3 separate regions of the Mus musculus genome follow, and regions 2 and 3 are each linked to region 1. A link is a loop called in an ENCODE intact Hi-C map of the cell type or tissue named here. Cell type or tissue: heart. All regions are shown on one strand.

Region 1 (8,000 bases):
AGGCTTTGCTCAGTGACCCACTTTATTTGTGTTAGGTACATAATAGAGAACAATGATGAATAAGACAGTCACCCTCCCAACTGCAAGGAGGAGGCGAAGGTAGGGTCAGGTAAAAAAAAAATCAAGAACGCAAATGCAAGGAATCGTGATGTCTCATAGCTGGAAAGATACCTGTAAAGACTGTGGGCAGGGCTACCTCAAAGAGAGTGGGAAGAGGCACATCTAAGCCAAAGCCTCTGGGATGAAAATAAGTTAGATACTGGGCTGAAGAGATGGCTCAGTGGGTAAGGGCATTAGCTACCAAGCCTGAAGACCTGAGTTTAATATGGGGCATAGATGGTAGAAGGAGGGAACTGTTTCCTGATGGCCTCTGATTTCCATATGCAATGCACACATAAATAAAACACACACACACACAATTTTAATGAAGTTGAAAAGAAGTCAGATAATATTCATGAGCTACTGGGAAGACTAGAGTGTAAGGATCTGAGAGCTTGATGAATTAGCACACAGGCTTTAGGATGCAGGCCATAGGGCAATGTTAAGAGAGCATTGGGCACTTGGTCTTGCTGGCATGCCTACCGGGTATGATTTTGATTAGGTTCATCGATGTTGGAAAAACCCTGTCCCCTGTGGGTGGCATCATTTTCTGTCCTGAGATCCTAGACTGTATAAAAACCGAGAAAGTGAGCTGAGCACAGACATCCCCCACGCTCTGACCAGCTGCCTTCAGATCCAGCTACCGCAACATCTCCACCACGATGGGCCATACCTTTGAACTGTGAGCCAAAATGAACCCTTCCGCCTTAAGGTGCTCTCTGCAGCCTATTTATTTAATCACACCACCACCAAAGGAATTACCGAGCTTCATTTGCTAAGGGAAACTCCTGAATCCACTGGAGTGATAAGGTAAGATAGACAGTTTAAGAAGTGTCCTGGATAGTTTTATGTCAACTTGATGAAAACTAAAGTTATTTGAGAGGAGGAGCCTCAACTGAGGAAATGCCTCCACGAGACAGGGCTGCAGGCAGGCCTGTAGGGCATTTTCATAATTAGTGATTGATGTGGGCAGGTCCATCCCATTGTGGGTGGTGTCAACCCTGGGTTTGTAGTCCTGGGCTCTATAAGGAAGCAGGCTGAGCAAGCCTTCCAAGGCCTCTGCATCAGCTCCTGCCTCCAGGTTTTTGGCCCTGTTTGAGTTCCTCTCATGCCTTTCTTCAGTGATGAACAGAGACACATGGAAGTAGTTACCCTAACTACAAGACGCCCTCATTTGATGCTACCGTAGGTTTATCTTCCCTGTACCATCTGTTCACTCTCCTTAAAACTCTCTTTCTTGAAGCATTTGGCCATGTTACATAATGCCGAGATAAACTCCCAAGCCTGTCTTTACAAGGACTACAGACAGTGTCTTATCTAGCTGTCTTCCTTTGCTTCCTGTTACTGTGATACAATGTTCTGACCAAAAGCAACTTAGGAGGAAAGAGTTTTAGCTCTGAAGTCAGGGCAGGAACTCAAGCCGGGAACCTGGCAGCAGAGACTGACGCAGAAGCCATTGCTCATTGGCTTGCTTTTCCTGGCATGCTCAACTTAATTTTTTTTTTTTTTATACAGCTAAGGACCACCTGGCAAGGGATGGCACCATGCACGGTTTTTACCCCATCCAGGACTCAGTTTAGGGTTAGATGTTGTGTTTGGTTATCATGGCAACAGTTCTCTTTAGTTTGGAACACTTCTATGGGTTTAGTCTTTTATGATATTAGTATTTTTAATTACAAATGCTTGTTTGTCTTTTTATTATATGAGGTTAAGTGCTCTGCTTGCTGATTCCCCATTTAGCCCTTGACATTGGTTTGTGAGCTAAGCTCTGCTTCTTTTTCAGTTTCAAAGAATTATTTGTATGAATGTGTGAATAATTATATTTTCAGTGGCTTATAATTCATTATGGTACTTAATTACTTTTACGTACAAATGGCCCCAGCTTAGTTAGTCAAAGTCCTTTGAGCTGGTTCTTGCCTCCCCATGACATATCGTTGTCGTGTTAGTGAGGAGCCCTACCCTGGTCTCCACAAGAAGACAGGCTTCTCCTGTCTTATCTTGGGTTCACATGCTCCGACCTTGACATAGCTCTTCATCACTGTGGAGAGGTGGGAGGGGGCAAGTCCTCTTTGTCAGAGTCCTAACTGCCACTTTGTATCTACTTCTTCACTGGTCTTCCTCCATAATATCTCTCTTCTACAGGGAGAATTCGGGATCCTGAGTCAGTATATACCCAGTCTCTTTCCATTTGAGTTCCTGAAATGACATCAGTATTTCTTCACAGTTTTTTACCTTCCCTCGGCCAAGACTGTGTGAAATCACTCGTCCTTTCTCCCTCTCTACTGTCTTCTGTTTGGATGATCATTGGAATTTATGTTTGCTTCAATTTTCTCTCAAATGTGTCTAGTGCTTTATCAGTTGTAAATACATGTTATTTGTTTATAGGCCTTCAAAAGTCAACACAGCAAAAGGATGTAGCCAGAGCAGGGTGATTCTCTGGGTGTCTTCCACTGGTTTCTTCCTTCCTGGTCCTTTGTAGATAGCTCATTTCATTGTTTGCTGGTCTACACCTCAGTTTCTCTCTGGGCTGATAAGTAGATGTAGACAGGTTATGTAACATGTCACTTAAGCTCCTTTGAACTTAGCTCTTTTTCACGTTAACAGTACCTCCAGGAAATGCCTCCATATACATTTTTTTGTTTGTTTTTGTTTTTGTTCTTTTGAGACAGGGTTTCTCTGTGTAGCCCTGGCTGTCCTGGAACTCACTTTGTAGACCAGGCTGGCATCAAACTCAGAAATCCGCCTGCCTCTGCCTCCCGAGTGCTAGGATTAAAGGCATGCGCCACCACCGCCTGGCTGCCTCCATATAAATTTACAAAGATCTCCCTGATGGCTTTTAAACTGCTACATGATCTTCCATTGGGTCATTGTATTAAATTGATGAAACCAGCATCTATGTAATTTTACACACACACACACACACACACATCATTGAGTTAAATTTTTGTACCAATGCAGTTTAGTGTTCTTAGAAATATATCTACAGCTCTTAAGCTCTTCTCATTCTCATCTCTAGCTCTCCTCTCCCTCCCTTTCCTCTCTCTCCACGTGGCCATGGCCAGCCTCTCTCCTTCTACCTTCTCTCTTTCTCTCTGCCTTTCTACAATAAAGCTCTAAAACAAAAAAAAAAAAAAAAGAAAGAAAAAAAAGAAAAGAAAGAAAAAAAGAGAAAGAAATATATCTACAGAATAAATTCCCAGCAAGAGCCATGTATACAGTAGACCCTCCATTTCTATTCATTCTGTTTCTGTAGGTTCAATGGACCATAGACTGAAAGTATTTAGGAAGAATCACAGCTATACAGCATGTAGTCTTCTCTTCCCACTCCTTCCTACACATCATTACAGTGGACACAGCATCTACACTGTACATCATTAGAGATGATGTAAGGAAGACAGGATGGTGCAGCCAAGTTAAATGCAAGAATTTGGACATGTTATGTAAAGGACTGAAGCACTTATGGGATATCTTTGGGAAATAACTCTTTCCCATTAACCAATTACCTGTGGATATTGGGGGAAAACTACATGCAGTTTTCTTTGATATTGTCATTGGTTTATCTTGCCGGCCCTTTTCTAGAGTTTTTAATCGATAGCTTTCATTCTTTTGTTTTTATCATTGTAAATGTTAGTTCTTATATGTTCTCAGATTCATGCGCTCCTAACGTTTGTAGTATTTTATTCTTCTCATTTAAAATTCTGTACCTCTGCTCCCTCTTGTGGCACTATGGTGTGTGTGCATGTGTGCAGATGTGTGTTGTGTGTGCATGTGTATGTACATGTGTATGTGTGTGTTCATGTGTGTGTGCATGTGTGTGCATGTGTGCAGATATGTGTTGTGTGTGCATGTGTGTATGCATGTATGTGTGCAAGTGTGTGTACGTGTGTGTGCATGTGTGCAGATGTGTGTTGTGCCTGCCTGTGAGTGTGCAGATGCATCTTCCTATGTGTGCATTTGCATGGGGAGGTCAAAGGACAGCCTGGAGTATTATTCCCCAGGAACCCACTACCTTGTAATAAAGCCTTTCACTAAAACCTGGACTCTTCGTTTAGGATAAGCTGGCTGGCCAGCAAGCCCCCAGGGATACACCTGTGTCTATCCATCAGTGCTGGATATCACTTTCTGGTCCTCATGCTTGTAAGGTAAGCACTTCACCACTGAGCTATCCTAGCCTCTCTGTTTCTCTCTTCCCCTTTCTTCTTCCCTTCTGCTTTCTTTCTAGTTTTTTTTTTATCTTGCTATGTAGCCCAGACTAGCTTTAAGCTGATGGCTACCCCCATCCACCACTACCACTGCTTCCACCTCCAGGAGTGCTGTACAGATGTACACCACTGCACCCAGCTGTGCCTCTTCTTCCCACAGAAGAGGTCTTCAATTTCCACATGGAAGACAATGGCATCTCTTGCTGGGAGTGATCTGTGAATCTGATTAACTCCTCAGCTCCTTCCACCTATTCCCCAGAGTTACATTTATCCACCTGTCTGTCCACCTTGCTCACATTACCCAGACTCCATTTCTCAGAGTAATTTCTCACCCTTGAACTATCCCACCCCAAGATAAACCCTATTTTGGAACTCTTATTGCCTCCATTACCTAGATTACATCATGAGACATGTTTGACTAAATGCTACCCTCTGTGCCTTAGTTTCTGCATTATACATGGGTATAATGGTATCATCTCTTTTAATGAAGATTTAAGAAGTGACTATTTCCAAATCGCTTCGTTCATGTCTTGGCACATTCTAGGAACTTAAGAACAGTAAAAGCCAACTTTTGTTCTTGCCACAGGAAGCTTCTTGCTCATGGTTATAAGAGAAACAAAGTCATGTGTGAACTTATTACTGGAGTCTTTAGAGTCAAAGCCTGGCTTCTGGAAGTTTCAACGACATAAGCTCAGCTAACCCTCTGAAACATGCCAATTAAAATGACAGTTAACAATAAAAAGCAGAGAAAGGAGATTTATTCATTGTGGTTACAGTGGGAAGATGAACAGCTACAGGGGTTCAGCCACCTACCCCAAGCCCGTCATTGGGGTGCTAATATGAGGTTTAAGTTTAAGTAGAGGCCAGTGGTGGAGGTGTGGCTCCATCATCGGCTTAGTTCCAGTCTGTCCAGCAATTCCTAGGGCAACTCCTCCCCCAGGGGGCAGCAGGGCTTCAGCCCTTTCCTGCTCCAGGATGAGAGCTTAATTCTTTGCGGACCACTGTTTCCAAAGTCCGATAGCACAAATGTTTCTACTTAAAATAATCTTAAGACAGTTATAAACAGCATTTGCTCTAGACTCAAATAGTGAACAATGTTGTGCTGGCCAGGCTGAAGTTTTTGTAGTGCTCTTCTGTGTGTCCTTGCCAAGTGCCACTGTATTTGCACAGCCTTGGCATGAAGGTCTATTTTCAATGGCCGCTTTTCAGAACCTGTTTGCACAGTGTGGTGACTGCAAGAATTTAAGAGGGGAATGAAAGAAATCCATCAGGCTTTGCTAACGGTTTGGACAATCTGGTCAAGAGACGCACCTCCTCTGGGCTTCAATATCTCAAACTCCAGTTTCATTAGACTGAACACACTTCCAGTAGCACCTGGACATGCCTCCAAACGCTAAAGATGCCCATCCGGTGGTCCCACTCCTGCTGCCTAGGTCCAGAGCGTAGTTCTCAATCCTGCAGTGCACCCAACATTGGCCGTGTTCCTGCCCGTGCTCCCTGCCACACTCCCCTGCCCATTTTCCTTGTTTTATGAAGCATTGCTCAGCCGTCTCATCTTCCCCAGCGATGATGCCGCGCTGTCTCATCGCTTCTCCTCTGAAATGATGCCTACCCTTGCCCCTCCCATCACTCCTGCCCCGCCCTTCATTATCCTATAGCCCGCCCCTCTTCTTTGCCCATCGCCTGGCCTCTGCACAGTTGCCCCGATATGGCCCCGCCTCTTGCCCGTGCATCGCTCCGCCCCATGCAGGGATACCCAGCTCCAGCCCCGCCCCTCTTCCTCCATCGCCCCGCCCCATATAGTGATGCACCCCCACTTCACCCCGCCTCCCGAAGTCCTTCAGCTCCGCCCCGCCCCGTCTCCTTGTCACTCTGGCTGGGCTGGCGGGCTCAGGTGGCACAGGGAAGCTACCATGGCGGCCCAGGCCCTGGCGGCTCAGGCGGTGGCCTCGCGCCTGCAGCGGCAGGAGGAGGACATCCGCTGGCTGTGCGCGGAGGTGCAGCGCCTGAGGGACGAGCAGCTGCGCGGGCCCGAGCGGGGCCAAGCCGAGGGCCCGCGCCTGACACGCGAGGTGGCACAGCTCCAGGCGGAGAACCGCGACCTGCACCAGCGCCTGTGTGGCCTGCGGCTGCGCCTGGCGGAGCAGCGCCGCACCGAGGCCGGGCGAGCGGCGGCGCACGAGGTAACCGGCGGCCCAGGAGTACGCACTCAGCGGGTTCCAATTCTGCACCCGGGTGCGGACAGGGCTGCAGGGTGTGTCCCCGCCCGCGCCCTGCCCACTGCCCACGGCCTGGGGAACCGCTAGGTTTCCACCAACCTCCTAACTGACCAGCTGGTATAATTTCTCAGCTCTTCATTGGACAGACTGCAAACAACATTTTTTCCCTCCAGTAGCAGATCAAACTGAGGTGCATGCCTCTAATCCAGAACTCTGGAGGCTGAGGCAGGAGGATGGCTGAGAATTTAAGGCCCGCCTGGAGTAAATATTGAGAATCAGGTCGGCCAGGGCAATATGAGAAGACGCTGTCTCAAATAAAAACTTTTTAAAAGGCCGCTTCAGTGTTTAAGAGTCACAGTATCCTTGGAGAAGAGGACCTAACAGTTTCTATTCTCTCTGCTGGCTGGTTCTGTGCTATCTGAAGACAGGTTATTTTTACTGTCTTATTTTGGTGGTTTGCTTTGAGGCCTATATGTGATCTGTATATTTAACAGAAGTATTTGATTACAGTATTTTCATGTTTTAGAAGATTATTAAGTAACAAATTAGAAGAATTTTTTTTCTAAGTTCTAAAGGCTTTCTAAAACTGAGGGGTTTTTGGTTTTTGTTTTGTTTGTTTGTTTTGTTTTTGCTCTGGCAACATCTAATGAAATAGTGCAATGAATAAGAGTCTGGTGGCAGCCACAATTTCCAGTGACATTATTTGTTTAAAGTTTAGGGAAGAGTGACAGAGAGACACAGAGACTGTGTGTGTTGCAGGCTATGGGACCCATGGCCTTGTGAATACTGGGCAGTGCTCTATTACTGAGCTACACCCCCAGTTTTAATGTGCTCGGACAGATAGGGCTGAACTCTGAAACCAGATCCCTGAGGGTTATAAGTAGATCCTGGTTCCCACAGCCCAGCCGGGACTCTCCAACCATGGGCCCTGCCGTGAGCTCTCTGGGTTTCCTCCTTCCCCGGGTTTCTCATGTACTGCTCTTGCCTCCCATTATCTTTCAGCCTCCTACCCAAAACCAAGAGAAGGACACAAAGAAGAAGAGGCTGAAGCAGAGTGAGCCTGGCCGGGAGGTAAGTCGCTGCTGTAGAAATGGAATGTTCACTAGTAATCCTGGGTCTGCGGGACGTAGGGTAAGGACATAGTTACTGGTGAAATTGTCTGGACCACACCAGTAACCTCTTAGAGTCAAGTTAGCCACTGGCTCAAGGGCTCTCTACTCTTTTCCTTCTTTCTTTTCTCTTTCTTTTGTTTTAGTTTTTTCTTTTTTTGTTTGTTTGTTTTTTGTTTTTTCTTGAAACAGGCCTTCTCTGTCCCTCTTACCTAAGGTCTTTGAATACTATACCCATGGACATTTCTCTCTCCCACTATTTACAGTGTATCTATGCAATGTTACATGGTGTAGCAAGGCTTTGGCTGTCCTGACACTCTCTCTGTCAACCAGGATGGCCTCAGAGTCACAGAGATCTACCTGCCTTTGCC
Region 2 (8,000 bases), 190 kb before region 1:
ACATGGCAACTGTAGAGGGCTTGGAACTGTCGGATCTGGAAGAATTGGTGATGTGGAAACAGAACAGTGAAGGGGGCAGCCTCTCTCTGAGAGTGCAGACCATGCCCAAAGCACAGCAATTTGACGTTATAGGGCAGTAAAGGGAATCTGAGGAGGCGTGGGGTGGAAAGTTCCTACCGTGGCTCTGTTTCCTGCTATAAGGCCTGAGGAGGTTCTTATTGATAAATTGACTTTTTCCCCCTCGACTCCCATAAGGTTCTTTGCTTTAGGCATTTAACCCTTCAGGTGCTGGCCTCAGTGCAAGCAGGAGGTCTAGAATGTACACCTGTGGAGAAAGAGAACTAACTCATGAAAGTGAGGTTATACTAGAATAAAGTGGATCTTAAGCCCAGGGACTTGTGTCTTTACTGGAGGAGAGGACCCAGATGGAGGAAGGGCTATGGTAACAGGAGACAGACACCAGTGAGTCATCCAGCCAAGCGCCAAGGGACTCCACGGACAGTAGCAGCTGCCTGAGGCCAGGAGGTAAGCTGGGCTTCTTAGAGAGGGAACCTGACCCTGCTGACACTTGGATTTCAGGCTGGCCTCCAGGCCTGTGAAGGAATAAGGTTCTGTGGTTCTTTTCTTTTCTTTTTTTTTCTTTTTTCTTTTGGCTTTTCGAGACAGGGTTTCTCTGTATAGCCCTGGCTGTCCTGGAGCTCACTTTGTAGACCAGGTTGGCCTCGATCAGTGCCCTAGAAAGTGTCCCAAGGAGTGTGAAAACAGTGATTGCAGCCACCTCTGATGGCAGACTCACAACTTCACAGCAGGGTCTTGGGGAAAACTAACTGGTGACACAAGTTGTGCCACAAGTTGTGAGGCAGGTAGGTCTCTCTGTGAGTTCAAAGCCTTCCTGGTCTACACAGTGCGCTCCAGAAGATCCAGAGAGGTGAGAGAAAAAAAAAAAAAAAAAAAAAAAAAAAAGGCAAGTTACTCAGAGGCAGAGGGTAGAGAGCTGAGGGCTAGCCTCTACTACAGAGTGAACTCTGGTTCAGACTAGGCTACATGAGACCCTGTCTCAAAAAGCCACAAACAAGCCGGGCGTGGTGGTGCATGCCCTTGATCCCAGCACTTGGGAGGCAGAGGCAGGCGGATTTCTGAGTTCGAGGCCAGCCTGGTCTACAGAGTGAGTTCTAGGATAGCCAGGGCTACACAGAGAAAAACCAAAAAAAAAAGCCACAAACAGATCAGGCTCTCATTCTCAAATAAGCAAATTAACAAGTGATATAGGTTGATCTAGAAAATACTGTATGACCCCAACTCTACAACCTTCTGGAAGGCCAACTATGAAGAAGGAAAATGAAAGAGTAGTCAAGGGTTGGGAGCAAAGTACATCCCCAGGGCAGTGAGACCGCTTTGCGATGGTGTCATGGGAGCATGTATGTCTTCCCAAACCCTCAGACACACAAGAGCCAGCCGTGATATAAGCCACACACCGTGGTGGACAACTCCGTCAGCACAGGCTCATCTGTTGTATAGGATGCACGGCTTAAGTGTGGATGCAGGCTGTGGGTGTGTCTGAGCCTTCCTGGGGACACCGGAGGTAGACTCGAACTTTATGTACTTTCTATTCAATATTGCTCTGAAGCTAAATCTGTTCTTAAAACAGGTCTCATACTTTAAAGCAAGAATGCCCAATTATCTATTTAAAATGATGATTTAAAAAAATAGTAAAGATGTGCGCTAGGGAGATGGCTCAACGAGAGAAAAGAAAGGATTTAGCATGCAAGCCTGACCCCCTGAGTTCAATCCTGATGGAGATGTGGGACACACCTGTGATCCAGCAAAAGCTCACAGGCCAGCTGCTTGCTGGAGGTGGCACAGTGACAAAAAGAAGAGGGACTCTGCCTCAAAGCAAGGTGGGCAGAGAACTGTCTCTTCAAAAAGGTCACCCAAACTCCCTTTACAAATACATTTTTTTTAAAAGTTATGAAAGATGTGACGTATATTTTTGTATTCTAGCAAAAGCAGAAAAAAAATACAGCCTATGTTTTGATTCTAATTTTTTTTTAAACACGACATGGTACATTAATATATGACATACCACTGATAGAGAAAAAAGTCAAATATTAATATCAGCTATCTGAGTAAATACAATTTTTATTTCCCTTGTGACTTCTTAAAGTTTTCAAAATTTCTGCAATAAACACACATCCCATTAGTAATTAGGAACAGTTACCACCATTTTAAAGCAATAGAAAAAACAATGGTCTGAAACCTTAGAACGTTAGTGTGAGAATAGCAAAGCCCTTGCAAGAGGCCTCCAGGCAGTGTGTGTTTTGTGCCAGATTCAGTCTTGAAGCTTCCAAACCCGGGTTGTTTTGAGGATAAGAGCATCTTTGTTATGCTAATGAGTGACTCACAGAGAACCCCTCCTTGGCTTCAGGGTGAAGACTGGCCACCAGTTGGGCCAACTGCTTGATTAGAGGGTTGGAGCTTGCAGCTGTCTGACCTTCAGGGAACAGGAGGGGCTGAGGGTTTAATTCAACGGTCACTGGTTTAATCAATCAGGTCTCTATTATGGAGCCCAGTAAACTTAGGGCCTAGAAGCTGGGTAAAGCTTCCTGGCCTGGGTAGCAAGCAGGACTGATAGCAGGGAGGGCCTCTGGAGGGCGGGGCTGGAGGTTTGCTTCTGCCCAAGGATGCAAAGAAAGGAAGAAAGGCTCCTTGAATTACCGTGTCATCCCAAGGGACCACAGAGACCCCAGTATTTACATAGTGCTTTGTAACCGTTCACAACTCCAGTAGACCCAAACCTGCCTCTGACCTCCTTGTACACCAGATACACATGATACAGGTGTGTTCACACAGACAAAACACTCCCACAAATGAAAATAAAAGAAATCTAAAACAAAAAAGAAATTTATTTTAAAGATGGCATGCAGGCTGGTGAGATGGCTCAGTGGGTAAGAGCACCCGACTGCTCTTCTGAAGGTCCAGAGTTCAAATCCCAGCAACCACATGGTGGCTCACAACCATCTGTAATGAGATCTGACTCCTCTTCTGGTGTGTCTGAAGACAGCTACAGTGTACTTACATATAATAATAAATAAATCTTAAAAAAAATATTTAAAGATGGCATGCCTGAACCTGAGGCAATTTCAGACAGAGGAGACTGTCAACGTGGACAATATTTAATTTTCCGTTCTTCAAAACACTTTGGGCTGGCCCTCTTCAGGCCTGCTCTCTTTCCCCCTCCAAAATCTCCATTCCTGTGTCTCCATGTTCCTGTCTAAAGGCCTGAAGGGGACGGGAAGATGGTTCAGCCAGTAAACTGCTGGCTGCACAGGCATAGGACCTGACTTTGGATCCTTATCACCCACATAAAAGCCAGGTGTAGGTGTGTGATTCCAGCTCCAGGATGCAAAGACAGGAAACTCCCTGGATTGTGTTTGTGACTCAGCTTATGTGAATCAGTGAGTTCAAGGTTCAGGGAGAGAGACTGTCTCAAAACATAAGGTTGTAAGCTATTGAAGAGGACACTCAACATTGACCTCTGGTCCAGACACACATGCACATGGAAGCGTGTGAGCGAGTGTTCTCTCTCTCTCTCTCTCTCTCTCTCTCTCTCTCTCTCTCTCACACACACACACACACACACACACACACACACACACACAGCTCTGAAGGGAGTGCTCTGCTCATTCAAGGTCATGCTCTGCACTGGCGAGTGGAACCTGCAGAAGAGAACTCATGTCCCCGGGGATACGCAGTATTGCTTACCCTCCCAAGGGCTCCACATGGAACCTGGCCGTCCATTAAGTTATAGGAGGCAAAAGTATTCTTTTCAGTATTCTTTAAGTCTTCATTGCTAGTAGCAATCAGAACTTTCCAGAACGATCCAGATATACACGCCACAACTGCACTGAGATCAGAGAGACTCTAATGAAAGGCAATGGGATATTTGTTTATTTCCACAAGGGGAAAAAAAAAAAACCCACTGGAGAAAACGCCTTATCTGGAAAGGCCATTTGAACTTTCACTTATCTCCCTAGATCTAAATTGACATCTAATACCCATTTTCCTTGCTAAACAATGGCAGGGAGCAAGGCCGTTTCTTATGCTAAGAAATGTTATGGAACCCAAGAAGAAACAACTGCAGTACTTATTTTCTGTGTCCACACACTTTCTTCTTTAACATCAAAGTCTGTTTGTATTTTTAAACACTTAAGTGGAAAGAATGACTTGACTGTTCCCTCGACCCAAGTTCATTGCTACAATACCTGAATCTCTGCCAAAGTGTTTGGCCTATCCCTAGGAAGTCCAGAACACAGGCTTGTTCTGAAGGCTCTCACCACTCCCTCAACCCTTCTACTTTTAAAATGTTTTCTTTCTTTCTTCTTCCTTTCTTTCTTCCTTTTCTTTCTTTTTCTTTTTAAATGAAGAGTGTTTAAAATGTATCAAATACATTTTAGCTAAACCAAGCAGTTGAGACTAAGCTTACCACTTCAAAGTGGATGATTCTAGAAGAAATATCTATCCTTCCTGCTCAGAAAAACGTAGCTCTCACCCCTCATCAAAGAAACTTCTTTTTGCTGCAGATGGAAACCATCACAGAAATCCACCAGTGGTCAAAATGTAGAAAGCAACTGACTGTGGACTTCCCGTGCCCAGGTTCCCATTTCACAAAACCCTACATCTAAGGCTCAGGGAACATCACTCAAGAGGAGGTGGGGGGATTCCAAGAGTCAGAGTACGGGAACATGTGCATCCATCGAGATGGTGTCTTCAATATACAACCATGAAGCTTTAACATCATGGTCCCCAAAATGAAACGTACCAATGACAACAGTAGTTGGTGTGCCCATGTTCATGTCTCATAAGGCCCAGCAACTGAGTGAAGAGCTAAAGACAATGGCTACTAAGAAAGAGAGAGAATCAGTCTTGTCTAAAGCGATTCTAAATCCCATCAAGCTGACCAAGATTAACTATCGCTCCCCAGCTCACACCTGGAATGAAAGATGTACCTGAGATTAATTTATGTAGTTACTGACACACATAGTGACTAACATCACCCTCTTTTCAACAATTTTTAGTAGACTCATCACTCCCTCTTCTTCAGAAAACACATCGTCAGCAAAAGGTGAAGCCAAGCATCGGGCATAAATCCTTTAGCTAGCACCAGTTACATGCAGTGAGGGTAGGAGACTGCTGAGCTATGAGCTATGAGCCCTCAAGAGACCAGAAAGCACACTCTAATGAGGTGCTACGCCTGATAGAACAGGGTAACTTTGTTCTGGTCACTGGCTGTTGCTTTCACAAGGTCTTGAAAAGAATGGAGATCGATAAAGAAATGGTGAAGCTCAAGCTACGTCCCCTGACAATATATTTGCTGCAGTGGTGGCTCATGGATCCCGTCTGCATGCGTTCAAATCAGCCTACCGCCATTGAGAGTCTGAGCCAATGATCTAGCCTCGGAGCCCACATACAGTACAGTGTCCCCGCTTAAGCTCCTAAGTGAGCCCAGAGCCCAGAGTCTGGGGCAGTGAGCTTTGGTTTCTATCACGACTGTTAGGAAAAGCCGGAAAGAGCATGAGAGAGGTCCATGCTCATAGTCAACGCACACCTTCTGATGACCGTCATTAACCAGGTGTTCATCTGCTGCCCCCGAGGAAGACTCAGGCTCTGGACACAGGAGCTGCGCCTGGCCGAATGCTACCAACTATGGGCAAGATACACGTAAGAAAGATGGTTTGAATTCTTGAGAAGATGACCATAGAATGGGAAGTGGCTAACGTTTACTGGGGCCACTATAACACCATGCCATGGACTGGAGGCCTTAAACAGCAAACATGGATGTCTCTCAGGTCTAGAGGCCGGAAATCTAAGGTCAAGGCCGGAAGTCCAAGGTCAAGGCTCTGGCAGGTGGGTGCCTGAGGAGTTCCTGTTTCTGGTGCTGACAGTAGCCTTCTTGGAAGGCCTTGAAATGGCTTGTCATTTCTTGGAGAGGACCAGGGGGCTCTGGGTGGTCTTCTGTTTCTCTAACCCCTTTAGAAGCAGTCCACCTGGCCGGGCGGTGGTGGCGCTCACCTTTAATCCCAGCACTGGGAGGCAGAGGCAGGCAGATTTCTGAGTTCGAGGCCAGCCTGGTCTACAAAGTGAGTTCCAGGACAGCCAGGGCTATACAGAGAAACCCTGTCTCAAAAAACAAAACAACAAAACAAAACAACAAAAAAAGAAGCAGTCCACCTCATGAGCCAACTTCCCATCAAAGAACACACTGCCCATCACACTGGAGGTGAGGATTTCAACATAGTGTGAATGAACATAGACAGTTGTTGGAATTAAGTATTAGGTCATCCATATAGAGTTAGACACAATCTTTGCACAGAACTTATCACAGGGTATCGTGACAGCTGTTCTAGAGACGACAGAACTGCTTGACATCTTCATTTTGGTGGTGCTTAGACATGCGCATGTCAAACCTCTGAGATCCGTATGCCCAAAGAGGAGTGAAATCTGCGGCTGGTGACCTAAAGAATAGATTTCAACAGCAGCTGAATGTAATTTCATATGGTTAAGTGCTTCCACCTAGACAGCCTACGGGAGAACAGGAAGCAGAGATGAGCGGAGACTGACAGTAATAAGACAGTGTCATAAACCAAAACCATTTCATCAAAGGCCTGAGAAAACAGTCTCTTCCCACAGTTTCAGCAAAGGAGGGTGAACAGGTGAGTGAGTGGGGCTACATCTCCGAGCTGAGGAAGCCAGCAGCTATGTAAACTCATTGCATGAAGGTAGCAGGAAGGGCAAAAGGTGGAGAATGTGAGATTCTAAAAGACTGGTAGGTCAACAAGCATTAGTCTCTAGTATTAGCAAGTCCAGAAAGCATTTAAACAGAGGGGTGACATAATTAAACCTATTTTGGAAAGATAGCCTTGATGAAAGTACAGAAGATTTAGGGCTGGTCAGATGGCTCAGCATGTATGCTCTTGTAGAGTACCCAGGTTTCCCAGCTCCCAGTTTCCCAGTTCCCATAAATCCAGCTTTAGGGGATCTGATTTTTTTTCTGGCCTCTAGGGCATTTGCACTTATGAACACACCCCCATTCCTCACCACACATACACATACATACACACACACACACACACATACACATACATACATACACACACACACACACACACACACACACATACACACACACATACACACACACACACATACACATAAAGTTAAAAGTAAAACAAAATGGCTAAAAAACTATGGAAGTAGTTGTGGAAGAGACTGGGGGTGAGAAAAATCTGATGAAGGGCTCCTTATCTGTAAGTCTTGAGAATGTCTGCAAAATCGTGTGTGCATTTGAGTATGCACACACAGGCTTAGGAATGCGGCCTATGGTACGCATCGCAGATACTGAAGGATTGTATCCACCAAAGGTTCAGTAGTATAATGTTCAAAGGCAAGGGCAGCAGCCATGCAGTGAGCAGAATTCATTCATAATGTATTTTATAAAACTTGCTTTTATAGACTCTGTCGGTAACTGTTGAGGGCGAACAGAAGGGAACTTAATGAGGCCCAAAGAGTCCCTGCGCCGTGAGTAGTGGGTTGAGGAATACTGCAGGAGAGGAAGAGGAGAGGGAGAGAGATGTGTCATCACACTCTGAAAAACAACAGCAGCAACAACAAAAAAGTCACTTTGCTTCAAAGAACTGAATATTTAACCTCTGCACCTGAGTTCTTCTAGCTGGAGATTGTCTTCTATTTTCGTGGGCCAAAATATTTTTGGCTAAAGACAGAGAGATAAGGTGACCTACAGAGGACCCTGCTTGCATACAAAAATAAAAAGGAAGAGGAGAAACAAGCTCCCAAGCTTTTCTTGGCGTGATTTAATTCCCCATGCAGGCCTGGCTTCTAAACCCTCATGGTGTGGAGAAACTTCAGAGGGTGTGTTCTGCTCATCCCCTCCCCCCACACACAGAGAAAAGGAATTTAATATATGAATAATGTAAGGTAAATAT
Region 3 (8,000 bases), 50 kb after region 1:
GATGAAGCACATGGGGGTGTTTCCAGTATTCAGCTGTTCTAAATAAAACCATCCTGGATGTCAGTGTGGAGGTGTGGCATGTGAACACAAGGCTCTCTGGGGTAGATGCTCAGGAGGGCAAAATGTGTCTGCCCGCTTTTCTTATCAAAATTCCAAATTTCCTTTCCACTCTGTTCTGATGCCTTCTGACTTGATAAAGTTTCATATGCTTCTGCGCCATTTTACCAGTACCACTGTCTCATGACTGTCACCCTGAGAAAGCTCTGATTACTTTTAGCCACCTAAGTGGTCAGTTTGAAGTGACTTTAAATAGACATATTTTATATACTTTTCAGGCCTCTCTGGCTGTCCCCTCGCCAGGTAATGGTCATCCCAGTAGGCCCAGCTTGTGAAAATTATGCACTACAGGTAAGGTCACAGACATCCAAAGGACATAATGACTTGCCATGTATTCTGTGTGGTCACGGTCTTGAAACGTCATTTGTGTTTTAAGATAATGCCCTGCTAGCATGTTGATGGCCGCCTCCTCCTTCCATTGTTGGAAGCAATGAATGAGTGATGTCTATGGGCTGTGTTAGAACCGTGTCCTTAATGTTTTTGAGAAATGGGTGTTTTCAAGCATCTCACACTTACTCTTTCCCACTTGTTTTTATTGGAGACACCTTATTAGCTGCAGCTTCTAATAACAAATACTTATTACCTCACTTTCAGGGGAAGAGGGTAATAGTCTGGGAGCAGCTTAGCTGGTTCTATTTTCAAACATTTAAAAAATATATTTATTTGCTTATGTATTTATTTGAGCTTTTTTTTTTTTTAAGGCAGGGCCTCTCTATGTAACCCTGGCTAACCTAGAACTCACAGAGATTCCCTCTGCCTCCTCTGAGTACTGGGATTAAAGGTGTGCACCACCATACCTGGCTTATTTATTTTCTATGTATGAGTGTTTTGCATGCCTGTCTGTATGCTTGGTGTCTATAGGAGTTTAGAAGAGGTTACCTGATTTCCTGGAACTAGAGTCAGGGTCAGTTTTGAGCCACCATGTGTGTGCTAGGAACCAAACCCAGGTCCTTTGCAAGAGCAACACATGCTCTTAACTGCTGAGCCATCTCGCCAGCCCCTAACTGTTTGGTTCCAACATAGCATCTCATGGGGAACCTTTGGGCACAGGTGCCATTCCTGAGGTCTTCACTGTGTGGTTGCTTCTCACGCTGTTGGGATGGATGCCCTCCAGAGCAAGGGATCTGCAGAGAGCACGTGGCAGGCTTTGGCAACTTAGATTTAGTAGTAATAAGCCCTCCCTTCCATGCCTTCTGACCAACTCTGAACAAAATGGCAGGAGCTATACGGAGCTATCAGTATCAGAAGATGGGAACAGGGCTGCTGGTTACATGGTGTAATGACAAAAACACCCCACTTTCTTCTAGGTGTCCAAGGAATGCTTCGAAGAAGGCTTCATGGCCGATGTGGACTTAGATGACAGTTGTACACTAAATAAGAAAATACGGAATGCACAGCTGGCTCAGTATAATTTCATTTTGGGTAATTTAAGCTCATTTTTTTCAATGCTTGGCTTGGGGGTTTACACAAAGGCCATAGAAAGGAGGAATGTGGTGTAACTAGGTATCACGAGTTGACTGTTGAAATGTGGTGCGCAAGGCAGATCCCAGAGCTCCACATGGAGTCCGTGGTGCAGCGTCACTGGCAACACTTAACATTCAAGCCCAAGTGGAGACAAACACCAGGATGACTTCTTCAGTGGAACTGCACTGCTTTGGCCCCAGCTTGATGTAAAACCCAGAGGCTCCCCTTTGGTTTTGTGAATAATTAGGTCCAAAGTCCAACAATTTGGCTCAAAAAAAAAATTGAAAGTTAACAATAGAATCAGGAGAAACTGCTATCGACATGTCTGCAGGTCTGGCCTGATCACATCCCACAAGTAGAAAGGGTCTGTAGTGGGAAGGAAAAGGGAGCAAAGCCAGAGCCGTTCTGTCAGCAGCTGATCGCTGGTAAGGTCTGCCTGCGGAAGGAAGTGACATGTGTCAGTCAGGCTTTCTGTTATGATAGAAACAAACCTCACGTTAGCTTATTGGAAGGTGCTAGGGTGACTGGTGACCTGAGAAGTTGGATTAATAGCCAAGCTATTGAGAGAGTGACCAGGGACTCAGCCTCACCAGGACCTCGTCTCTGTTTGCTTCCTGTTTTGCTCTGATCCTTTGGAATATCTTAATTCCACTTGTTTCTTCTTTCTGTATGGGAAGAAACACGGATGCAGGTTCCCACCTCTTCTCACAGTACGAGAGAGAACAGGCTTTCCCCACATCCTACAAAATTCTGGTTGGCTTGCTTGGATCCAGGCACGTGGTATTTCCTTAGTCATCAAAGAGTATAGGAAGAATCAGGTGTCTGTTAAAAAAGTTCCCTTCCAATTTGTGTTCCAAGACCTTAGTAGTGTGCTCTGAAGTGGATAGGAGAGGGGCTCAGACGCCACCCTTCCCCTCAATCATGCTCATGAGACTGGAATTCAGTAAGCAGTATTGAGGAGAAACTCGGGTGTGTATCAAATGACGTTAACTTATGGCAGGTAAATCACTCATTTAAAAATGTTTATTTCTCTTTCATTTCTACAGTGGTTGGCGAAAAGGAAAAGATCAACAATGCAGTAAATGTTCGAACAAGAGACAACAAAATTCATGGAGAAATATCAATAGCTTCCGTCATTGAAAAATTGAAGAACCTCAAAAAATCACGTACGCTAAATGCCGAGGAAGACTTCTGAAGGCTTCTCCTTGGGCTTCTATATAACCTTGTTTTGACTTCTGAAATGTATTTTCCCTGTCACTTAAGATATTAGTACTTCTAAGAACCCTAGGGCCACTTGTAGGGCTCTAATGAGTTCAACCTAAGAAGGAAAAGTGATTATTTGATATAAACAAAATTTTAATTTGTTGTGTTCTGAGACTAAATAGGAGAAGCTGGAGAAATTTGCAAGCTATCAAGACTCCAGAGACCTCAGTGATAAAATGGTGTCCATTCAAAGAGGGGAACACTAGCGAGAATTATCAGAAATCATGCTTTGTTTCTTTCTCAAAAGATGTGCTTCCAGCCTGGGGGCTGTAGCTTCGTGACCAGAGCATCCGCGTTGCATGTATGAGGCCTGAGCTCCATCCCCAGCAGCCACCACCTCTCACCCAACAATGACAGGAATAGGCTTTCAATAAAAGCCCATGGCCCTTTTGTAACATGGAGGGGAGATGTCTTATTTTCTAATACACACATCTCAGGTATTTTTATGGCTGCTTTACTAAAGTTCACACTGAAACTCATGCCCAAAGCTGGAATTGCTATTTCATTTAGTGTGCAATCATAAGAGAAGTACTAATATCCTGTTAGTGGCAAAGGACTATGAAACCTCAAAGAGATTTTGTACAATCTGTTATTTGCATTGTGAGTTAAGAGTTACAGTTTTAATGCTTCTAATCATAATTCATTATATTTATCTTTAGAAACACTAAAGTCCTAAATAAAATGCATCACATGGTGTTTCTAGAGCCTCGGTATGTTCCATTGTTGGACGCTTGCCTGGAGTTGAACCACTGCTTTCCTGGGGTGTTTCACTTGTATGTTGAATCGAGTATATTTCTGATTTTTTTTTTTTTAAATCAAGACTGGGTTTCACGATGTAGTTCTGGCTGGCCTAGAACTCACTGAGATTTGCCTGTCTGTGCCTCTGGACTGCATTTCTGATATATTTAAATTATTTTTATTTTGTGTGCATGGGTATTTTGTCTGTTGTCTGGGCACTGCAAGAGTGTCTTGTGCTTATAGAGGTCAGAAGAGGGTGCCAGATTCCTGGAACTGTAGTTCTGGGTGATTGTGAGCCGCAGGTGGGTGCAGGGAATCAAATCTAGGTCCTCTGGAAGAGCAGCCAGTGCTCCTAACTGCCGACTCAGCTCTCCAGACCCTGTAGTTCCGATTTCAACCTTATTGTCTTGGCACTTAATTAAAATACCGTTATGCCAAAGAGAAATTAGTTACAGATTTATTTCACTAGGTGCAGCAGAATTCAAATTAGATGCAGAGAAGCATCAGTCTTTGATATATTATTGATTCTCCTGAACATGAAGAGTGAAGCATCATAGATGAAACCAGTGTGAGGGTGTAGGGTGCGAATTGTAACCATTTTTAAAGCTAACATTTACTGCAGGATTGTTGTGCGCCGAACACCATTTCATGTACTTTTTCACTTATCAGATGTGCAAGTGGGAATTTGGGGACCCCAAAGTGCAAGTCAACAGAGAGAGACATACCAACAGCATGCTTCCTGAAGTATATGCCATAGAAACAACGTAGGTTGCAGAGAGCAGCTCCCCCTCCTCGAGGTTGCTCTCCTGGCCAGTTTGGGGTTGGACTCTGCTCCTACGTGAAAATTCCACACACTTGGCTCTTGTCCCAGGCCCTGAGACCTAACCTGTTTTTCCAGTCTCAGAGGAACTCTAAACTCCGCGTGTCCCCCAACAGGCTGTGGTAAAACCTAAGGCAGGAGCCCTGGGTCCTGGTGCATGGGACTCTTGGAGCTGCTTCCCTGGCTTCATGGGTCAGCGGAACTAAAATGGGCTAACCACATCGCATCACAACCGTTTCCCAGACTCCCAATGGAAAGAGAAGGGCATCTCTTCAAAGGCAGTGAGGGGCTATTCTGGTCCGAGCTACTTCCTGCTGCTGCGGGTCCCCAGTTTCATTCATTTCCCTTGGCCAACAGCACTCAGAGCACGGCGACAAGGAGACCACCCAACCTCCGAGCTGGGAAGCAATGACACCCGCCGGCGGCGCCCCGCAGCAGTGCGCCTGCGGGCCGCGCCCGGACACGCCCCCTTCGGCGCGCCCCCACCACAGCCCCGCCTCCTGGCCCGGAAGTGCGCACGCGCAGCGACAAAAATGGAGGCTGCGGCCGAGCCGCTGCGGTCTGTCCGCCACCTGTCCCGCGTGCTGCTTTTCCTGTCCCAGTGCTACATTCTGTCGGGAGATGGTGAGTTCAAGGCTGGGGGCCGCACCGGGTGAGCTGGTGGCAAGGGGGTCCCCGGAGCCGCAGGAGGCCGGCGACCGACGCCTGGGCGCCGCAGCCCGAGGCCGCAGCACTGCGCTCCAGCCCGCCCCGAAAACCGGTGTTCCCTGAGTCGGTAGCCCAGAACCCCAGTCGACCCCGTCATTTCCGTTTCTTGAGCCGTAGATGCCCAGTGCAGCCCCTACCTGTTAAGCACACAAACCAAGGGTATCCTATCCCATGATAACATGCCTTTCTAATTGTAGGATCCTTAAATTTAGAGCATTCGCAGCCGCTGGCTCAGGCAATAAAGGATCCGGGCCCAACACGTACATTCTCTGTAGTTCCCAGGGCAGCAGGTACTAGACGTTTTCTATTCTAGTAAATGTGCATATTTATAAGGAGTAGTTGCCCGCCCCCCTTTGTTTTCGATACAGGTTTCTTTAGTATAAGAAGTCGCCTTTTGGTTTTGGCTGTTAGATGTGGTGTTGTTTAGATATGTAAATTAAGGGCAGACAGCCGCTTTCAGTAGACAGTTTTGGTCTTTTTGAAATCTATGACTTACCTCTTCATCCAGCCTTACAGGACTCTTCGTTTCTGTTTATTTTTTATTTTCCACTCTCTTCCAGTTCTTTAGCCAGTACTGTTTTCCCTTGAGTTAAAAACCAACCAACCAAACACCGAACTCTACAATGCTTCCCTAATGTTATATGATGTGCTGGGTTAAGAAGGTTGGATAGATACCTGGAGGATAATCCGGGTGAGATCGGGCTTTGAGGGATCTTTGTTTCCTCACCTTTGCAGCCACTGTAGTTATCTTGATTTAAGGCCTTTTCAGCCTTGTGATTTGAACCTTCCAACCTCGGGCCACATGGAGATAGGAACAATAGTGGGAAATGGTATTTATAGCGTTAGCCACTTCATGTCACTTCCAAGTATTCCTGTTTTGCTAACTGTCCGCTAGCTCTTTAGGTTCATCTGTTTGGAGTCCTATTATTTCAGGGATTGGACTTGAAACTGGCAGAGGCATTTCACAGATTTTTATTTCGACGTATATACTAACACCAGTATTTTCTAGAATTGGAGGGCTGAGGGTGTTGTCATTTTTGTGGTGGGGGCGCGCCGAAGGGGGCGTGTCCGGGCTTCATTTTTCCATCAGTAACTTTTGCTGGAAAGGACATTGGATTGGATTTGGAGAGCTGTGTGTTCTGGTTCCAGTTCTGTCCAACATGTCCTCTGGTATTTTGCATAGACTCTGCCTTATCCAAGCTTTAGTTTGTCCTCTGTGCTAATAGCTCTTGGGTCTGACCTGGGCCCACATTGTCTCTCAATGAGCACTTATAGTTTTCATGGCCATGTGGGAAGCAGGAAGGAGAGACGTTTTACTAATCACACCAGTTAGCAGGTCACAGCCAGCTGGTGACAGAAACCCTCTTAGATTGCAGGTGTCACTGACCCCAACTCCAAGCTGTTTGCATTCTAGCACATGTGTCCTTGCTGATTGATCTCGCCACCATTGAAAATTGCCTTTCACTGTTCTTTTGCTCACCATCCGTAGAGAATCAGCTGTTCTCTCACCTCACAGAAAGTACTGAAATCCCTCCTTACATGACGAAGTGTCCAAGCAATGGTTTGTGTAGCAGACTTCCTGCAGACTGTATAGAATGTGCGACCAATGTCTCCTGCACTTACGGGAAGCCTGTCACGTTCGACTGCACAGTGAAGCCCTCTGTTACCTGTGTCGTAAGTATTGTAGTTCACTTTTCCCAACGGCATGCATCATAACATTAAAAGCGTAGCCTCTACTGGTCAGCGCTATGATGTAATGATTTCACTGTGGTCTTTTATAACTGCACTGGAAAGTATTTTTAAATCTTGCATTTGGTTCTAGGAGTATATCTCAGCGGTAAAACATATGCTTAGTATATACGAGGCCCTGCCCTCAACAACCTCTGACTCACTGCTAATTTTTTTTTCCAAACATGAAAATCTTGGGGTGAGAACAGTCTGTGCACAGATGAAGGCCAGTGCTTGGGTCCCTAGCACCAGGGTAAAACCTTAGGCGTGGCTGCGTGCACCTGTATCCCAGAGGCGGGTTCAGGAGGACCTTAAGACCTTGCTGGCGCCGGGTGTGGTGGCGCACACCTTTAATTCCAGCACTTGGGAGGCAGAGGCAGGCGGATTTCTGAGTTCGAGGCCAGCCTGGTCTACAGAGTGAGTTCCAGGACAGCCAGGGCTACACAGAGAAACCCTGTCTCAAAAAAAAAAAAAAAAAAAAAAAAAAGAAAAGAAAAGGAAAGGAAAGGAAAAAAAGGGTGTTGAGAAAGAAAGCAAGCCGTAAGAGAAGGACAGTACACGCTCCCAAGACAAGGCTGCTTGTTTCCTTCGGGTTGCACTTCGGTGCCTTCGCGGTGGCTGTGTATGTGATTCTGTAACTTCCTAAGTTGACAGGCCATGGAGGCTGTAATTTAAACAAGATTTAAAGATTCTTCTGATTTCAATTTTAATGAAAAGTCTGATCTGGTTTACTTAGTTTTCTTAAAGCATAGCCTTCCAAATGAAAGTGTGCAGCTGGTTGGAACATGCGATTTAGAGCTGTGGAATCCTAACACAGGAGCAGGCAAGGCTCCAGACACTCTGACCCTGAGCACTCTGCCTTGTCTTTAGGGAAGGAAGCACTGCTTCTATGGGCAGGGTTAGCTTTATGAGTTGACTTGAAGTTTTTAACTGTCAGCTAGCAGGAACTATAGACTAGCTTCCAGGGTAGGGACTTCGTCCCTTCCCATGTCTCCGAAGGTTTTTCTTCTTTCTATTCAGTCTCTTTCTTCATGGTGGAAAGATGGGTTCGGTAAAGTTCATGAGCACTTAACAGGCCAACCAGAATGCAGTCTAACTGAGAGCCACCTGATGGCAGGACTCAGAGCTGTACATGCCGTGTGGTTCTTCTGAGCCCTGAGGT

The links. Peaks named below come from ENCODE experiments on the same cell type or tissue, not always from the same donor. Only the 100,000 strongest peaks of a DNase experiment are listed, where the experiment ranks them.
Region 2: it touches region 1 in a loop (4-fold over the local background); 2 of 42 quality-filtered maps call a loop at or near these places.
Region 3: a loop joins it to region 1, with 2.1 times the contacts of the local background. A loop is called at or near these places in 6 of 42 quality-filtered maps.

What each region holds. Positions count from the first base shown.
Region 1 is chr7:65,638,731-65,646,730 of GRCm38, forward strand. It overlaps Tarsl2 (threonyl-tRNA synthetase-like 2), which reads left to right and starts at 6,168. Exons shown (of 19, transcript NM_172310.2): 1 at 6,168-6,484; 2 at 7,523-7,591. The coding sequence starts at 6,215. In heart, CTCF peaks have their summits at 3,816 (motif pointing left) and 6,446; a DNase peak (open chromatin) is centred at 6,091; H3K4me3 peaks cover 1,409 bases; H3K27ac peaks cover 1,583 bases; H3K27me3 peaks cover 889 bases.
Region 2 is chr7:65,451,977-65,459,976 of GRCm38, forward strand. It overlaps a transcript of Tjp1 not described here. Among named protein-coding and RNA genes, the nearest start is that of Tjp1, 85 kb to the left of the region's middle. In heart, a CTCF peak has its summit at 3,982; no DNase peak of the experiment used is centred here.
Region 3 is chr7:65,688,544-65,696,543 of GRCm38, forward strand. It overlaps Tarsl2 (threonyl-tRNA synthetase-like 2), which reads left to right. Exons shown (of 19, transcript NM_172310.2): 17 at 336-408; 18 at 1,425-1,539; 19 at 2,628-3,550. The coding sequence ends at 2,776. Tm2d3 (TM2 domain containing 3) reads left to right here and starts at 4,874. Exons shown (of 5, transcript NM_026795.3): 1 at 4,874-5,026; 2 at 6,600-6,784. The coding sequence starts at 4,936. Gm33234 (a long non-coding RNA gene) reads right to left here and starts at 4,899. Exons shown (of 2, transcript XR_391545.3): 1 at 4,308-4,899; 2 at 1,516-2,017. In heart, a CTCF peak has its summit at 4,865; a DNase peak (open chromatin) is centred at 4,958; H3K4me3 peaks cover 1,922 bases; H3K27ac peaks cover 1,570 bases.